Linked DNA regions of Homo sapiens: region 1 is linked to region 2. A link is a loop called in an ENCODE intact Hi-C map of the cell type or tissue named here. Cell type or tissue: PC-9. All regions are shown on one strand. Each heading gives the region's core, and the rest is flanking DNA. Links, peaks and the distances in the headings are about the cores only.

Region 1 (8,000 bases), core at 1-8,000, 79 kb after region 2:
ACTGGATCCTGTTCCGTCGGTGTGTGGACTGGATTCTATTCCCGTCCGTGTGTGGACTGGATTCTGTTCTGTCGGTGTGTGGACTGGATTCTATTCCCGTCGGTGCGTGGACTGAATCCTGTTCCGTCGGTGCATGGACTGGATTCTGTTCCGTCGGTGTGTGGACGGGATTCTATTCCCGTTGGCGTGTGGACTAGATCCTCTTCCGTCGGCGCGTGGACTGGATCCTGTTCCGTCGGTGTGTGGACTGGATTCTATTCCCGTCCGTGTGTGGACTGGATTCTATTCCCGTCCGTGTGTGGACTGGATTCTGTTCTGTCGGTGTGTGGACTGGATTCTGTTCCATCCGTCTGTTTATCTATCCTTATGCCAATATCACATCGTCTTGATTACAGTAGCTTTGTAGTAAGTTTTGAAAATTAGGAAGTATGAATCCTTTAACTGTGTTCTTTTTCAAGTTTGTTTTGTTTATTTTAGGTCCCATGCAATTCTGTATGAATTTTAGGATCAGCGTGTCCATTTCTGGGGTTTGGGGGGACAGTTTCTATAGAGATTGCATTGAATCTGTAGATAAATTTGGTATCAACATCTTAACAATATTAAGTTTTTAGACAATAAACATAGGCTGTCCTTTGATTTTATTTAGACCTTGTTTAATTTCTTTCAACAATATTTTTCAGTGTACAATTATTGCATTTCTTTGGTTAAATTTATTCCTGGCAGGGCGCAGTGGCTCACGCCTGTAATCCCAGCACTTTGGGAGGCTGAGGCGGGTGGATCACGAGGTCAGGAGATTGAGACCATTGTGGGTAACACAGTGAAACCCTATCTCTACTAAAAATACAAAAAATTAGCCAGGCGTGGTGGCGGGCACCTGCAGTCCCAGCTACTTGGGAGGCTGAAGCAGGAGAATGGCGTGAACCCGGGAGGCAGAGTTTGCAGTGAGCCGAGATGGTTCCACTGCACTCCAGCCTGGGCGAAAGAGTGAGACTCCGTCTCCAGAAAAAAAAAAAAAAAAAAAAAAAAAAACGCTTATTCCTAAGTATTCTATTCATTTTGATACTATTCTAAGCAGACGGTCTTCTTAATTTCATTTTCAGGTTATTCATTGCTAGTGCATAGAAATGCAACTGATTTTTGTACATAGAAGAGCCCGGAACTAGTAATGTAAGTGATCTTGTATCCTGCAACTCTGCTGAACTGTTTTATAGCTCTAATTATTTTTTGTAGATTCTAATTATTTTTGTAGATTCCTTAGGGTTTTCTATATATAATATCACGTCATTTGCAAACAGAGATAGTTTTACTTTTTCCTTTCCATCACACAAGTTTTTCTAAATGCAGGATGACACTTTGTGACATTGATATGCTAACGAAGAGCATTCATCTAATTGCAAAGGGTTTGTTCAAGTAGTGTATCTTAGTGACACACCAGAACCTATGACTCAGGACCAGCATTTTACAACCTTAATGTTAGAAATAAAATACCAGGATTTCTTGAACTTAGAACTCTGGCACAGTTGCAACATCAACGCTTTACTATTTCCCAACATTGGATTTTTTTTTAGAAAGAAATCAAAAACATATTATTGAGTATATTTTAAAACCACTGAGATTAAAAGGTAAACTTCATGTTATGTATATTTTACCACAATAAAAAAACAGTTGAAATTCAACATCAGAACATGAAGTACTTTCCAACGAAGCCAAAGGTTGGATAAGAAATCTATTTTCCACCATCACCCAGGGTTAAAACAATCTTCCAAATTTTGAATGTAGTGTACTTACAGATGTAGTTCCTGGTGGTGTGGCAAATCACCTTCCCCAAGAATGTCCACCACAGTAGTCTGACACCAAGCTGAATATAAACAATCTAATGAAGATGACAATGTCCTTCTCCTTGATTTAAAACAGAGACACTGTTGTTACTTTTTTCGTGTTTTAATACATTATTTTAAAATTTGAGACAAAATTTCTTCTGAGACAGGGTCTTGTTCTGATGCCCAGGCTGGAGTGCAGTGGTGTCATCATAGCTTACTGCAGCCTTGACCTCCCAGGCTCAAGCAATCCGACCACCTCAGCCTCTGCAGGCAACTGGGACCACAGGTGGTGCACCACCACACCAGCAGTGACAATTTTTTTTTTTTTTCCAAGACAGGATCTCACTCTATCACCCAAGCTGGAGTGCAGTGGCATGATCTTGGCTCACTGCAACCTTCGCCTCCCGGGTTCAAGTGGTTCTCCCACCTCAGCCTCTCAAGTGGCTGGGATTACAGGCGCCCACCACAATGCCCGGCTAATTTTTGTATTTTTAGTAGAGATGGGGTTTTGCCATATTGGCCAGGCTGGTCACGAACTCCTGACCTCAAGTGGTCTGCCTACCTTGGCCTCCCAAAGCACACAGATTACAGGCATGACCCACTGGTGGCGCCTAGCTGACAATTTTTTAAGTTGACCCAAAATTTTGGCACTTTGTGTGTATTAAACACCCATTAAAATGACCCACGAAAGCCCAAGTTTGAGACATTTATTTGATAGAAAGAGCACTGGGTGGCCAGGCGTGGTGGCTCACACCTGTAATCCCAGCACTTTGGGAGGCCGAGACGGGTGGATCACCTGAGGTTAGGAGTTCGAGACCAGTCTGGCCAACATGGTGAAACCCTATCTCTACTAAAAATACAAAAAAATTAGCTGGGCGTGGTGGCAGGTGCCTGTAATCCCAGCCACTTGGGAGGCTGAGGCAGGAGAATTGCTTGAACCCAGAAGGTGGAGGTTGCAGTGAGCCGAGATCCTGCCATTGCACTCCAGTCTGGGTGACAGAGCAAGACTCTGAAAAAAAGAAAGAAAGAAAGAGAGAGAGAGAGAGAGAGAGAGAAAGGAAGGAAAGAAGGAGGGAAGGAAGGAAGAAAGGAAAGAAGGAGGGAAGGAAGGAGGGAAGGAGGGAGGGAAGGAGGGAGGGAAGGAAGGAAGGAAGGAGCGACCGAGCACTGGGCCACGTGTGGTGACTCAAGACTCTGTCAAAAAAGAAAGAGAGAGAGAGAGAAAGAGAGAAAAGAAAGAGTGAGCACTGGGCCAGGTGTGGTGGCTCAAGCCTGTAATCCCAACACTTTGGAAAGCCAAGGCAGGAGAATTGCTTGAGTCTAAGAGTTAAAGACAAGCCTGGGCAACACAGAGAGACCCATCTCTGTTAAAAAAAAAAAAAAAAAAAAAAAAGTTTAAAGAAAGCACTGAACTATGAGCCAGGAGCTCTAAATTCTAGTCCTGTTTTTGACCTTGGCTGTGTTAAGCAACCTTTATAAGCCAGTGTTTACTCATTTTCAAATGGATTGATATTTCTTGCCCTGGCTTCCTCACAGGGCTTCTGTGACAAGCAAATGAGAAAATAGATGCACAAATGCTTTGTAACCTATAAGACTTTGTGCAAATGTGTGAAATGAAATAATCTTTCCAAAGTCCACCTGTCCCTCTAGCTTCCCTTTCTCTTGGTTCCTTTATACAACATATATACATCTCTGCCTGTTGCCAAACAACTGCCTCTCCCAGCTTCACATTTATGTATCTGCCACCACTTTGGGGAACAAACTCTGCTTGTCCCTGGTGGAGAAAGGGGCCAGGTCTCCTAATCCTGCTCTAACTCTTCCTGGAGTCTCTCTCTCTCCATCTCCTGGGCTCCTCCTCTAGTTATGCAGAGGGAACAGGGCTTCTGATCAGCTTAGAGCTGCCCGGTTCTCTCTCACTCAGTGGACGTGGTCCCAGCCCTGACTGCAGAGATCTGTCCCTTCACTCCACTGAGCTCCTTGTCCCACCCTTCCAAGGAGCCCCACATCTGAGATTCCATAGACAAAGACACTCCCCCAACCCCCCCACCCCCCAACCCTGCTGCTGTAGGCTGGGAAGCTGCGAGGAGCTGGGAGCCAGAAAAGGAAGAGGACAGCCCCACCTTGCAGACCCCACCCTCTAGGAATGGATTTATGCTTCATTGTTGGTGGGAACCATAGCAACCACAGATGACCATGAGTCAGTAGATAATAAACAGGATTCTTTACAAACAGAGGTTGCCTGGGGCAACCCTGGGAAGGTGAGGCCCTGGATTTCCTGGTCTGGCCTCTGAGAACCTCCTAGCACCCCAGAACTCCCAGACAGAATGTTAGGTAATGCCAATGAGCACAGATCAATCATCTGCACAAGTAAGTCCTTCTGGGGTTCCTATTCCAGACACTCTGGCACTCTGAGCTCCCCCATCCAAAGCTTCTTTCCGTTCCTCAAACTCACCATGTGGTCTCTTGGCTCTTAGCTTTCCTACCCAAGCCCCCAACTCCTTGAAATTCTCTTCCCTCTTCTTACTCACAAAATACCTATTCATTCTTCAGACCTCGGCTTAAAGGTCAGGACTCCGGCATAAATGTCCCTGATCCCTGAAAGTGTCAGAAACCTCAGAAAAGAGGGCCAGACATGGTGGCTCATGCCTGTAATCCCACCACTTCGGGAGGCTGAGGTGGGTGGATAACTTGAGGTCAGGAGTTCAAGACCAGCCTGGCCAACATGGTGAAACCCTGTCTCTACTAAAAATACAAAAATTAGCTGGGCGTGGTGGCAGGCGCCTGTAATCCCAGCCACTCGGGAGGCTGAGGCAGGAGAATTGCTTGAACCCAGGAGGCGGAGGTTACAGTGAGCCGAGATCTCACCACCGCACTTCAGCCTGGGTGGGAGAGTGAGACCCCAGAAAAGATGAGATCTTATTTCTCCCTCACATAGTCTGAAGACGGAGCACTTTCCATGGAGTGCTGATGAAGTGCCAGGGTCCTAGGCTCCTTCTGGTGTGCCACCCCTCGGACAAGTCTCTCAGCCTCAAGGTCCAGGATGGCAACATCTGTCCAAACAGCAAGATGGAGAACAGGACAGGATAGGAACGAAGTAGGAGAGGGGCCAAGGACTCATGCTGGCATCCCGCCAGCCTTTTGACACGAGTCACCCTTCCGCCACTTTATAAAAAAAGGTAGGCCTCTTATCAGTGGTAGGCAATAGCAGGGTAGTGAAAACCGTTTCCCCACCACCGCCAAGGCAGGGAATAGAGGCTGCATTGTCCTTAGAGAATTGTAAATGAGTAAGCAACCGAAAGTTCTTTGTTATCCCCTGGGCCAGCAATCCTAAACAATGTCAGTGATAAAACATTCCTCCCTGAAAAAGTATTTTATTGGTCTAAGTTCTAAATCTAAATAAATGCTGTCATTACCACTGAGTTTTAATTATATGTGAACTTCGGCCGGGCACAGTGGCTCACGCCTGTAATCCCAGCACTTTGGGAGGCCAAGGCAGGTGGATCACCCGAGGTTAAGAGTTCGAGACCAGCCTGGCCAACATGGTGAAACCCCATCTCTACTAAAAATACAAAAATTAGCCAGGCATGGTAGTGCACGCCTGTAATCTCAGCTACTCAGGAGGCTGAGGCAGGAGAATCACTTGAACCTAGGAGGCAGAGGTTTCAGTGAGCCGAGATTAGGCCACTGCACTCCAGCCTGGGTGACAGAGTGAGACTCCATCTCAAAAATAAATAAATAAATAAATAAAATGTGAACTTCAATTTAACTTGTTTTTATAACTTAGCATTTAAATAACATTATCGGCCGGGCAAGGTGGCTCACGCTTGTAATCCCAGCACTCTGGGAGGCCGAGGCAGGTGGATCATGAGGTCAGGAGATGGAGACCATCCTAACACGGTGAAACCCCATCTCTACTAAAAATACAAAAAATTAGCCGGGCGTGGTGGCGGGCGCCTGTAATCCCAGCTACTCGGGAGGCTGAGGCAGGAGAATGGCGTGAACCCGGGAGGCGGAGCTTGCAGTGAGCCGAGATCGCGCCACTGCACTCCAGCCTGGGCGACAGAGTGAGACTCAGTCTCAAAAAAAAAAAAAAAAAAAAAAAGATAAATAACATTATCTCCTATGCAGAAATGAAAGCTGAAAACTCGTTATTCAGTGGGCCCCCGACACCCGCAGACTCAGCTCCATGTGTTTCTTACTTCTGGCTGGTCAGTGCCTCCGTTCGTGTGGAGCTGCTATGGAAGCAGGAGCTTGGGAGAGCCAGAGTGACACCATTTTACACTCAACTCCATCTTTTTGTTTTGTTTTGTTTTTTAATTTAGAGATAGGGTCTCCCCGTGTTGCCCGGCTGGTCTCAACTCCTGGTCTTAAGTAATCCTCCCGACTCGGCCTCCCAAAGTGCTGAGATTATAGGTATGAGCCACAGCACCTGGCCAATCAACTCCCATCTTAAAACTAGAAAGGCACACACACACAAAAAGCTAGAAAGGCACACTCCTTGCTGGTCACAGCCTATAGTCATGGTGTGTTTACAGTTGAGGAAACAGTCTAAAGATGCCTACAAAGACACCCTCCGACAACAATGGAGAGTCCACATGTCCCGATACTCGTATCAACATATGCTCTGAAGATAATCATAGTTACACCTTGATGTATTAATACTTACACACTAAAACGTCAAGGACAGTTTTCTTTAAATCAACAGAGTAATAAACTCTCTCATGCAGTCTGCTCACCCACATGTAGAAACAGCTTAGTTTAACCTTTACATCGACAAGACCCCTATACGAGAAAAACTTAAAACAAAGCCGGGGCAGTCCTCTGCTGGCTTTCTGAGGACGCCCTCCTGTGTAACAGGATAGCTTTCAATAAACTTTCTTCTTACTGCACTCTGTGACTCGCCTTGAGTTATTTCCTGCACGAGATCCAAGAACCCTCTGGGCTCTGGATCAAGACCCTTTTTTCCACTAACAGAACCACGTTATCTCTGCCTTTCAAAGGTAGATTCAAAAGACACAATGATAGTGCCCTGATTGCAAAGACAAAGGAATAACTTGAGTTATTTTTCTCTTATCTACTTGGACTTTGTATTTGTGTTAAAAATTCAAAACAGTGAAAAGGAGGCCGGGTGTGGTGGCTCACACCTGTAATCCCAGCACTTTGGGAGGCCACGGTGGGAGGATCACTTGAGGCCAAGAGTTCAAGACCTGCCTGGCCCACATGGCGAAACCCTGTCTGTACTAAAAATACAAAAATTAGCTGGGCATGGTGGCGCACGCATGTAATCCCAGCTACTCGGGAGGCTGAGGCATGAGACCTACTTGAACCCAGGAGGCGGAGGTTTCAGTGATCAAAAAAAAAAAAAAGCAGTGAGATAGAAGGCAAATTACAAGTTGTAATATTTTTGTTTTATGAGGGCCAATATGAAAACTTCAATTCATGATTATTGCTGAAAATAACTTTTGTAGAGGAAGGGGGTGCGTTAAGAAATAATCCACGCTGGTCAGGCGTGGCGGCTCATGCCTGTAATCCCAGCACTATGGGAGGCCAGGCAGGTGGCTCTCTTAAGAACAATCATAATAATAACCCATGCCACATAGAACACTTCAGGCACCACACGACCTCTCAACTTTCCCAAATTTTAAGATAGAATGCTTGGAGCGTAAAAGCTTCATGGCCCCGAAGAAAGGATGCTTCATAACATCGGTTTGAGTTGAACCGAGTGGATAAAGAAAATGTGATATATATTATGGAGTTGGAGACCATGATTCTAAGTGAAGTAACTCAGGAATGGAAAACCAAACATCGTATGTTCTCACTTATAAGTGGGAGCTAAGCTATGAGGGTGCAAAGGCATAAGAATGATATGATGGACTTTGGGGACTCAGGGGGAAGGGTGGGAGAGGGTGAGGGATAAAAGTGTACAGTGTACACTGCTCAGGTGATGAGTATACCAAAATCTCAGAAACTACCACTAAAGAACTTATCCAGGTAACCAAACACCACCTGTTCCCCAAAATCTACTGAAATAAAATTTTAAAAAATAAATAATAATATCAGTGTGGGCAAGTCTTCGTTTAATGAAATCACCACAAACCTCTTGTAGGTCTTCGTGTCTTCTCTGTCCTATATATATTTTTGTAAAGGGCAAAATGTGAAGTTAAGAAGATGTGTTGGGAT
Region 2 (10,466 bases), core at 1,500-9,499:
TCTGCCACTTACTTGCCCTGTGATCTCAGTTGAGCAACTTTTTTTTTTTTTTTTTTTTGAGAAGGAGTCTCGCTCTGTTGCCAGGCTGGAGTGCAGTGGCGTGGTCTTGGGTCACTGCAACCTCTGCCTCCTGGGTTCAAGCGATTGAACAGCCTCAGCCTCCCAAGTAGCTGGGATTACAGGCACGCACCACCATGCCTGGCTATTTTTTTATATTTTTAGTAGAGATGGGGTTTCACCATGTTGGCCAGGCTGGTCTTGAACTCCTGACCTTGTGATCCTCCCGCCTTGGCCTCCCAAAGTGCTGGGATTACAGGCTTGAGCCACCGTGCCCGGCCCGAGCAACTTAACTTTTGTGCCCCAGTTTTTTCATCTAAAAAATAGAAGACAATATTACCTCTTTGGTGGGCCTATTCTGAAAACTAAATAGTTCTGGAGAAGTGCTTAGGGTGGGGTTGTGGAACATAGATAGCAAATATTTGAGTACTTGCTGCTAGTAATTAGGTGACCTAATATGAAGAAGGAGCTCCTGGCAGAGGGGTAGGGCAGGTTGATAGGTTAGACAAGAGTTTGGGGATCTTGGCCTCCCTTGCTGGCTTGGGGTTTGCAAGATCCCATGTTGGAGCAGGAGGGCCGTTCCACCAAGCGGTGCCGGAAGTGCTTTTAGCCGACCCTGCCACTCCAGGCACCACCTGGCATTGCTTGAAAACTGTCAAGGAAGGAGCATCTCCCACCACTCAGGGCCACGCACGCACGTGGCGGCCAACTCTGCAGATGGAATGAGAGCAAGCTGCTGCAAGTGGCTAGAGTGTGTCAGCAAGAGTGTGTGCAGTCATCGCCAGACAGCTCGGCGAGGCATACACAACGGAAAACAAATGTGTGGTATTCTGGAATTTAAAGCAAAACATCCAAAACAATCCCCCACATCAGATGATTTTGGTTAAGATCAGAATGCCTGCTTTCAGTGGAAAAGGGATTTATGGGCTGGCCAGTGTATGCTACGCGTCTGGCAAGCAGGCAGTGGAAACTTGAAATGGGATTTCTTGTTTAGAAAGAGGTTACCTTGGGCTGGGGCCTCCCTCCCAATCAGCCCCAACATCCTAACGCCAGTACACTTCACTGAAGCTTTTCTCCTCTCCAGGGCAGAGGAAGGGCTCCAGGTTTTTAAATGATGCTGACTTTGTCCTTGAAAGGAGGGAAGATTTCTCAACTCGAACTTGTTCAGACCAGGTAGCTGCCTAATTTCCAGAAAGATATGCTGAGAAAAAGCTTACGGAGTTCCTCATCCTCTGCCACACCCTGGAGAGGGGACCAAGCTGTCTCCCTTCTATCAGGGAGGAGACAGGTCAGCAAGTAACCGATCTCTGCATGGCATGTGCTGTGCACCGTCAGAGGAAGAGTGCTGACAGCTGGGTCACTCATGCCTGCTCTGTGACCACGGGCAAGTCGCTTTACCTCTCGGAGCCTGTTTCTTCATCTCTCACAGGGATGATTCTAACTAGCTCTCAGGCTCTAAGGCAGCCCACTAAGAATCAGAAGGGGCAGCAGGGCCTTGTAGTGTAATTCTAGTCTCCTCCCTGGGAAACCTCTCATGCATTGCATTACTGTTGCTCCCACAGGGAATGTTCTCTTGTAAAGTAATGGCCTGCACCAGCCTGAGGCCAGGCTCGAACATTTACACACAACGAGCCAGGCATAGCAAGGTGGTGGCACCCCCAGGCTGTAGCTGTCTAGGGCCACCTTCACCCTTCCACCCAGGAGCCCCCCAGCTGCACTAGCACCCCTGGAAAGGGAGGCCACAGAGTCAGTAGGCAGGCTAAGCATGTGCTTAGGGCACCAACAATGCAGGCAGCTCAAGGAATCCAGGGAAATAGGCACTTTTTTTGAGCTTTATCTTACAAGTTCAACTTTTTTTATGTTGAATTGTATGGGTTGTGGGGTAGGTACCATAATCATCTCAGTGTCTAGAGCACTAAATGGCCACAGAAGGCAGAAGTTGGCCTCCCCAGGGACCCAGCTTGTCATGGAATGTTGGGTTTAAGTGTATGTGTGGACCCCTCTCCCCAGCCTGCCCTTATGGTATAAAAGAGTGACATATAATAGCAGGGGCCATTTATGACCCAGGGACATTGCTGGGGTTGGGGGGAGTGGGCCAGGAGCGGGCAAGGAGTTGTCTTGATAGAAACGCTGATTCCCGTGGGGAGACAGCAAATTAGTCACTCTCCTTAAGCCTTACTTTCCTTATCTGTGTAATGAAGGTAATAACACAACCAGCGTCTTACGATTGTTACTGGGACTAAGGGGATATTTAATGTAAAGCTATTATATGGGCCTGGCTCACAGGCAGAGCTTCTGTGTTAGCTTCTGCTGCTGTTGCTGTAGTTGCTGCTACTGGTACCTCTCCTTAACATTTTTCACAGATTGAGGTTGTCTAAGTGTTCACATTCATCCATATCTTCTCACTTCAGTTCATGAAACCACATCACACAAGATCAGTCAATGCTGAAATTTACCTCCAGTCTTTCTCCCTCTCGAACACGAATTGGAGGACGTATCTTTCCACCTGTCTATAAAACACTCATTTCTGAGACTTCCCCAGTTTGGGGAAGACGGATAAAGAAGGGAATCAGTTTTGCACTTTGCTGGAAGCGCCTGTAAGAATGCCCCATTGGCAGAGACTCGCTTTGTGGAGCTCAACTTGGAAATTAATTTACAATGGAAATTGAAGGAAAATCTACTTCATGTCCACACCAAGAAGGGTGGCCTCAATGCCTCTCCTTCAGTTCACTCCTTGTGCCTTCCAAAAGGAAGTTGATTCTTCGTATGTAGAATTTTCTGGACACCTAGAACACCTACACCCAGAAACCAGGTCCCAGAGAGATGCAGAGCCACGGTCACCATTGCTTGTGTAGACACCAGGGGTAGGAAGTGGAAGGAAGGTAGCGCCTGAGGGTGCAGCTTCCCAGGGACCACCACCTCTCCCAGCCTCAATGGCGGGAGAGAACAAACCCAAGGGAGAAGCTACGGGCCAGCATCTTCCCTCCCTCCCTCTTGGCCCCCACCAGGGCTAGGGTCAACACCCCAAATTGAAAGCATCTGTTGTCAAGCTGCAGCAGGCAGGGAAACCCTGTCACCAGGTTAAGGCTTAAGTCAGAGCATTTTGCCAAATTCAACACGTCCAAGCCTCCCACTTGTCCCCCAAGAAAATTTCTCAGGGATTCACATCTTTCCCAGTCACCCCCTGGCCAGTGAGGAAGCACCGTGCATCGAGAAGAGCATAGCTTTGAGTCGTCTATGTGGAGCTGGTTCCATCTGAGCTCTGCCTCTTCCTGGCTGTGTCTTTTTGAGTCAGTTGCTTAAAATCTCTGAGCCTGATTCATCCATAAAATGAGGGTGATGAGAGGATTCAGTGAGAGACTGTACATAAACCACCTCCTGTAATGTGTCGGGGGCGTGGGTCCTTGTACATAGTAACTTCTACTGTTAAATTGCTACTGTGGTGTTATTTTCCCTAAGCTAGACAACCTGCAACTTGACCATTAGCCTCTTTTTTTTTTTTTTTTTTTTTTTTGAGATGGGGTCTCTGTCACCCAGGCTGGAGTGCAGTGGCGCAGTGTCAACTCACTGCAGCCTTGACCTCCTGGATTTAAGCCATCCTCCTTCCTCAGCCCCCCAAGTAGCTGGAACTACAGGCGTGTGCCACCATTCCCAGCTAAGTTTTTGTATTTTTTAGTAGAGACTGGGTTTTACCATATTGCCCAGGCTGGTCTCCAACTCCTGAGCTCAAGCATTCCGCCCCCCTCTCAGCCTCCCAAAGTGCTAGGTCAGGTCAGAGGCCTGACCATCAGCCTCTGAGTGTATTCTTTTAAAAAATTGTTTTTCTAGAGTTCGGGGAGGTTTGAGGAGAAGTCCAGTCTCATGCATAACAGCGAGCTGGCCTAGGGAGCACAGCCGGCTGCAGAATTCAGGGGGGAGGTTCTTACCAGGAGTGCCCTGCTGCAGGTTGTGGGAGCCTCTCACGGGCCCACTGAGTCACCAGGGCCTGTTACCAGAGGAGAGTTCACGCAGGCAGGGCCTGGGTGGTGGATGTGCATTTGGGAGCCAAACGCAGGTTCCAACTTGAGCCCTTTACCATGACTTCCTGGCTCAGTGGGTTCAGCACAGAGTTGTCCAGCCGTTCTCTCTCCTTTCTTACCTCTTCCTGCCTTCCCACCTCTCTGCATCCTCACCCTTAATGGTCACAATGCCGCATTTCCAGGGTGACCCCAGGTTCCCTCCCCGTGGCTCACAGTGCTGGTCAAAGCATTTGAGCCCCCAAATGCCCCACTCTCCAGATCGGAGTGTAAAGTAGTAGGTGCCAGTCCTGCTCCCTCGTGGGGCTGGGCAGTGAGCTCTCCCTAACACACACAAAGCACCTCCAGCTCAGAGGAAGCTCACACCTCCCATCCATGCCTTCAGGCTTTTCGGCACTGGCATTTAGAAAGCTATTCTCTGGATTCAGAACCCCCAGAGAGAGCTTTTCTCTGTCCTTCCTGATTATTGGTGTGTAAATGAAGGCCTAGAGTAGTGGTTCTTAAACTTGAGCGTGATGAGAGTCACCTGGGGAGGTGTTGGAAAACAGAGTGCCGGCCCAGTCCCACTCCAGTTTCACTGAGTGAGTCTAGGAGGGAACTGCGAATTTGCATGTCCAGGTTCCTGGGTCATCCTGCTGCTGGTCTGGGGTCATTTCGAGAGCTGCTGGACTGGCATAGAGAAGAGTTTCCTGGGTTGCCTTTGAAGATAAGAATTTCTGAAGGTTTGAGCACTGCCTTCAGACAGTGGCTCGGTAGAAGTCCCAAGAGCAGAAGTTGTCTGGAGAGGAGAGATGGCCCCCAGGATGCGCCTGACCAACCAGTCATACCTACAAAAGGGAGTTCTGGTTCTCTAGGGCTGTGATCTCTGGGGCTTTTCAACTTGGCTGTAGTAAAACTAAAGTTAGTAATATGCCCTGTTGTCATCTAGAAATTCCGCCATGAGCTATTACAGTAGTTTAGTTGGGACGCTTAAGGAGAGCAAGTCGTGGCAATTTCTTCTGCTGATTACAGCGGAGTTTTGGTTTTCTTGTTCCCGGTGTTTACTGTGTGGTGGAGCTGGATAAGGGAGCACCCCAAAGCCTCTAGTCCTGCCCAAGTGGCTTTGCCCTTCCAAAGACAACAGCCCCAGCCTTCATTTGGAGGTGGGAGAGGAGGACACAGAGAGGGTTGGAGGAGGCTGTGGGCATCGGGATCCTGTTTGTTCTTGCTGGCACTGCCTGGCCCGGCTTCCTGAGGAGTGAATCAGCCCATCCAAGGCTTGGCATGCAGTAGTGAGCCAAGGGTTGCCATGGAGATGGGCGAGGCCCAGAGCCCACAGGTCTGGGTGGCCTGACTTGTTTTTAAATGTTGAAGTCTGTGCGAAGAGGGAGGGCCTATCTCCACTTCTGTGGCTTTCTTAAAGCGTGACTGGTATTTTGGGGCCTGGAAAACTGCTGGTGTGGGAAACTTGCATCCCCAGTATTTGGTGTGTTGCTTACTTCCTGGGTGCTATGGACAACTATGACTAATGCTCTCCCAAGTTTAGTAGATGACAAAAACAAAAACCAGGGCTGACAAGCATCTTATTGAAGGAGGGTGATAAAGAGGCCAAGGTTTCCTCTCCTGCCCAACCCAGGAAAATCCCCTCTCTCTCTGTTATCTGCTGCTGTAATAACTCCTTTCAGCAGGGTTAATTTGCCCACGGAAGCAGTTTGTGATCCAAGGAAGGACAGAAGCCTAAAATCTGAGCCAACAGTCTCCCTTTAGCCTTCCTTCCCCACTTTCCTTTGGCCATTCCCATCCAGTCTTAGTGGAGCTCTGGATGGCAGTTTGCAGGTGTGAAGCAGATAAGTTTATCCATTTTCCTCCACTACCCAGCGCTCACACAGACTCCCACACAAACCAGGAAACAGAACCCCAGTGTCCTAAATTCCCCCGCTGCCACCCAGCCGCCTTCTCCGATCACAGGAGGACACAACAGCCGTCCACAGAGGGCCCATGAATTGACCCAGTGTCACCTCACGTCTTTCTCAGGGTTTATTATTATTGTCATTTTTTTTCCCTATGGAATCCGGCTGGCTGTAACACTTCACAGTTTTCAGAATGTTTTACATGCATCACTTTATTTAATCCTCTCCTTCAACCTACGTTGAAGGCAGGACAGGTATCATACTGTTTTTTTTCCACAAACGAGGACTGTAACGTTCAGAGAAGCTGAGGAAAGTGTGTAGTGTCAGAGAGCTCCTAGGTAGCAGTGCCAGAATTAGAGCCCAAGTTTATATCCATCACAGTCCAGTCATTCTCAACAGAGGCGTGCAATAGAATCCCTGGGAGCACAAAGAGTCCCCTGGGATTGCTGAGGCAGGTGCATGTTTAGAAATCCCCCAGGTAGGCTGGGTGCCATGGCTCACACCTGTAATCCCAAGCTTTGGGAGGCCAAGGTGGGTGGATTGCTTGAGCTCAGGAGTTCAAGACCAGCCTGAGCAACACGGTGAAACCCTGTCTCTACAAAAAAAATAAGAAAAAAAAAAATTAGCCATGTATGGTGGCTTCCACCTGTGGTGCCAGCTACTTGAGAGACTGAAGTAGGAGGATCGCTTGAGCCCGGGAAGCAGAGGTTGCAGTGAGCCAAGATTGTGCCACTGTACTCCAGCCTGGGTGACAGATTGAGACCTGTCTCAAAAAAACAAGTATTTTCCCAGATGATTCTGATGCCCACCCCATAAAGAAGCAGGCCCTAGGTGGCACAGCTGTGCAGGCAGCAGCTCACTATTCTTTCTATTAAGCCACCTGTCCCTTGTTGAAAATTGTGTATCATTTTGACCATGGGCTCAGCAGAGTAACCAAGTAGCCATTGCTTTTCCAGGAGGACAATGGGAAGTTGGGAAGAAAGTTCTCCCTCCTTCCTGGACTCCATCCACTCACCACTGCCCACCTCCAACCCCTCCCAAAGTGGTAGATATGGCCACCTCAAGGCCAAGGCATCCTCAGCAAGAAATCACTGTGAGCAATGATCTGCTCTCCACTTTCTGGGCTTTCCAAGGCAGCTGAATAGAGGAAGCATAACAAATATTTTGTCCTTTTTAAAAAATGGGCTGGGTACAGTGGCTCATGCTTGTAATCCCAGCACTTTGAGAGGCCAAGCTGGGTGGATCTCCTGAGCCCAGGAGTTCGAGACCAGCCTGGACAACATGGGGAAACTTCATCTCTACAAATAATTTTTAAAAATTAGCTGGGCGTGGTGGTGCACACCTGTAGTCCCAGCTACTCAGGAGGCTGAGGTGGGAGGATCATCTGAGCCTAGAGAGGTCGAGGCTGCAGTGAGCCATGGTCATACCACTGCACTCCAGCCTGGGTGACAGAGTGAGACCCTGTCTCAAAAAAAAAAAAGTGTATGGCCAGTCAGTACATATTACAGAAGATGGGACCTGGAGGAAAAGGGGGCCCACGCCAAGAGCACCCAGTTTGTTTGACCACAAAGGATTTTTCTTTGCAGTAGGATTTGTCCCATAGGCAAACTTGGCTTCTCCCACCCGGGGAGTGGCATGCAGTATGCCCTCCCCCACACTGAAACCACGTTCAACCCACTGCTCTTTTCCTCTTCCTCTGGGTTACCTCCTCTTTTTCAGCACACCTACTTCAAGAATTTCCATCAGGAGGCCAGGCTGTACATACGAACCTCCCCAGGTTCTAACTGGAACTGGTTTTGCACACTTGGCATAGAGTCCCCAGAGCAGCCAGGTGCCCCTAAGCTCCGTTACACTTTGATGTTTTTTGTTTAATCCTCCTTTGAAATTGGAAATGTTTCCTGTAACTCCAGGTGTGTGTTTCAGTGTAAGATTTCTGAACCTGTCCCTGCAGCAAGATTTTGCAGTGTGAGTCACTGAAATTCTCATCTTTGCGTGGGAGCCTTGGGTGAATTGTGCTCTCAGTGGTGAGTGGGTGTGGCAAGGGATGACCAGGACACCATTCATTGTGGGCCTGAGTTTGGGGCACTCTTGGGTTCTCATGTCTCCTGAGGCTCACATAAGCCCCAGGTGACCAGCTTACCTGTGTTCGTCAAACATAAGAGTGTTTGACTGGACTTCTTTGAGGGATGGGGGTGCTGGCAGAGTTGCAGATAAAGACCGAGGACAGCAATGCATGGGTTGTTTTTTTGTTGTTTTTATTTTTGGAGATGGAGTCTCGCTGTGTCACCCAGGCTGGAGTGCAGTGGCTCAATCTCCGCTCATTGCAACCTCTGGCTCCCGGGTTCAAGTGATTCTCCTGCCTCAGCCTCCCAAGTAATTGGGACTACAGGCACACACCACCACGCCCGGCTAATTTTTGTAGTTTTAGTAGAGACGGGGTTTCACCATGTTGGCCAGGCTGGTCTCAAACTCCTGACCTCAAGTGATCCGCCTGCCTTGGCCTCCCAAAGTGCTGGGATTACAGGCATGAGCCACCGCACCCGGCCTGCATGGGCTTTTTGTAAACTTGGTTTTCCAAAGTCTGTATAAGGATTTGCCTGTAAGTCACATTGGGACATGCTTCACCAACAGAAAGGGAAATTGTTGTCATTCCCCAAATATTCCCCAACCAACCTTAATGGGGCTTCCTTAGTATTTACTCTGGGCAAATAATTGTTCTTTGTGGTTTCTTTTTTTTTTCTTTTGAGATGGAGTCTTGCTCTGTCGCCCAGGCTGGAGTACAGTGGCGTGATCTCGGCTCACTGCAAGCTCCGCCTCCCGGGTTCACTCCATTCTCCTGCCTCAGCCTCCCAAGTAGCTGGTACTACAGGCACCCGCCACCACGCCCGGCTAATTTTTTGTATTTTTAGTAGAGACAGGGTTTCATCATGTTAGCCAGGATGGTCTCCATCTCCTGACCTCATGATCCGCCCGCCTCGGCCTCCCAAAGTGCTGGGATGACAGGCAAGAGCCACTGCGCCTGGCCTCTTTGTGGTTTCTGACTCTTGTGAGACATTTGAAGATGGATCTGGATAAAAGGCCTGATGGGAAAGGAAGCTGGTCCAAATGAAGAGGACACAGGAGAGGAGATCTGGGTGGATTTCAAATACTTTTTCACTGAAGTAGTCATTCATTTATGGAGTAATTACTTACTAATGACCATCCGTCCAAAGCATGGATGGGGCAAAGGAGATAAAAGAATGACTCAGAGGTCCCCTGGACCTCAAGGAGCTTGTGCTCTGCTGAGATGGGAGGCAAACCCCAGATAGAGGAAGGGCAGAGAGTGTGGAGCATGGATGCTGGAGAGGACAGGATGGATGCGACACTGGCCTGCTCACGTGCTTGGCTTGCTCAGGGGTTGCATTTGCCATTTGCATGGGAGGAATGGGAGGAAATGGGTGGGGAAGCAGCAGGCTTGGCTTAGGCGATCACGACAGCATTCTAAGAGGGACTTGTACTAGCAGAGGCACAATGCACGAGGCTGAACTCGGGAAACTTGGAGAGATTGCATCTAAGGAGCAGACAAGGAGGAGGCAGGGTTCAGTGGTGTCAGCTGCTGTGGGATCCCAAGACATAAGGATTCAGCAAAAGTCTTAAGACTCACCACCCCTTTCGGGTTGGGAGAGATGCAGTGACGAGCCAGTGAGGACTTGGAGGTGGTTAAGACGCCAGCTCAGGGGTGAAAGGAAAGCAGAGAGCACCCTGAAGGAGCTGCGAGGTTGAAGAAAAAAAGGGTTCTATTTCTGGTTTTCTTCTGTTTGGATTTTTAGGTTAGGGAGACCTGTCTGTGTCTTCGCAAAGGTCAAAAAAGTGGCAGAGGCAGACCTGCATAGTCAGGAAAGAGGTTAATTAGTGGAGCAGGTTCTTGAAGGAGACAGGAAGCTTTGAAAGAGAGAGACCCCTGCTTCTTTATTATTGTTTTATACACTTTGTTTTAGAATAATTTTAGATCTACAGAAAAGTTGCAGAGATAGTGTAGAGAATTCCCTCATCCTCCTCCCCAGTTTCCCCTATTGTACCATCTCATATTACTGTGTTTCATTTGTCACAACTAGGAAACCACCGTTGGTACATTCTGTTAACTGAGCTCTGGACTTAGTCGGATTTCACTAGTTTTTCATGTAACGTCCTATTTCTGTTCCAGGGTCCTATCCAGGACACCACAGGACAGTTGTCATGCCCCCTCAGTCTTCTCTGGGCTGTGACAGTTTCTGTCTTTCCTTGTTTTCCATGACCTTGACAGTTTGGAGAGAAGTGCTAGGCAAGTATTTTGTAGACTGTGCTCAGTTGAGGTTTGGCTCATGTTTTTCTCAGGGCCTAGCACCAGTGAAGAAACGAAGAAATTTCCAGTAAAACAATGGGAAAAAATGACCCTTTTCCTCTCGGCCCTCTCAAAGGGATGGAACCATTTTTTGGCCAGATAGCAAAGGAGCTTTTCCCAGCAAAACCAGAATGTTTCCATTTG

The links. Peaks named below come from ENCODE experiments on the same cell type or tissue, not always from the same donor. Only the 100,000 strongest peaks of a DNase experiment are listed, where the experiment ranks them.
Region 1: it touches region 2 in a loop (10-fold over the local background); 6 of 110 quality-filtered maps call a loop at or near these places.

Annotation. Positions count from the first base shown.
Region 1 is chr12:6,291,311-6,299,310 of GRCh38, forward strand. It overlaps LOC105369625 (a long non-coding RNA gene), which reads right to left and starts at 4,097. Exons shown (of 5, transcript XR_001748979.2): 1 at 3,941-4,097; 2 at 1,789-1,899. RefSeq lists a silencer at 2,079-2,289 and an enhancer at 4,343-4,843. In PC-9, for the core only: no CTCF peak of the experiment used is centred there; DNase peaks (open chromatin) are centred at 1,471, 3,301, 4,051 and 5,051; H3K4me3 peaks cover 425 bases; H3K27ac peaks cover 4,893 bases.
Region 2 is chr12:6,210,798-6,221,263 of GRCh38, forward strand. The region is part of intron 1 of CD9 (CD9 molecule); the gene reads left to right. Among named protein-coding and RNA genes, the nearest start is that of CD9, 16 kb to the left of the region's middle. RefSeq lists enhancers at 3,552-4,055, 4,056-4,557, 4,558-5,061, 7,152-8,351, 7,582-8,454 and 2 more and silencers at 4,386-4,680, 8,466-8,760. In PC-9, for the core only: no CTCF peak of the experiment used is centred there; DNase peaks (open chromatin) are centred at 4,034, 4,464, 5,434, 7,834 and 1 weaker place; H3K4me3 peaks cover 1,607 bases; H3K27ac peaks cover 7,826 bases.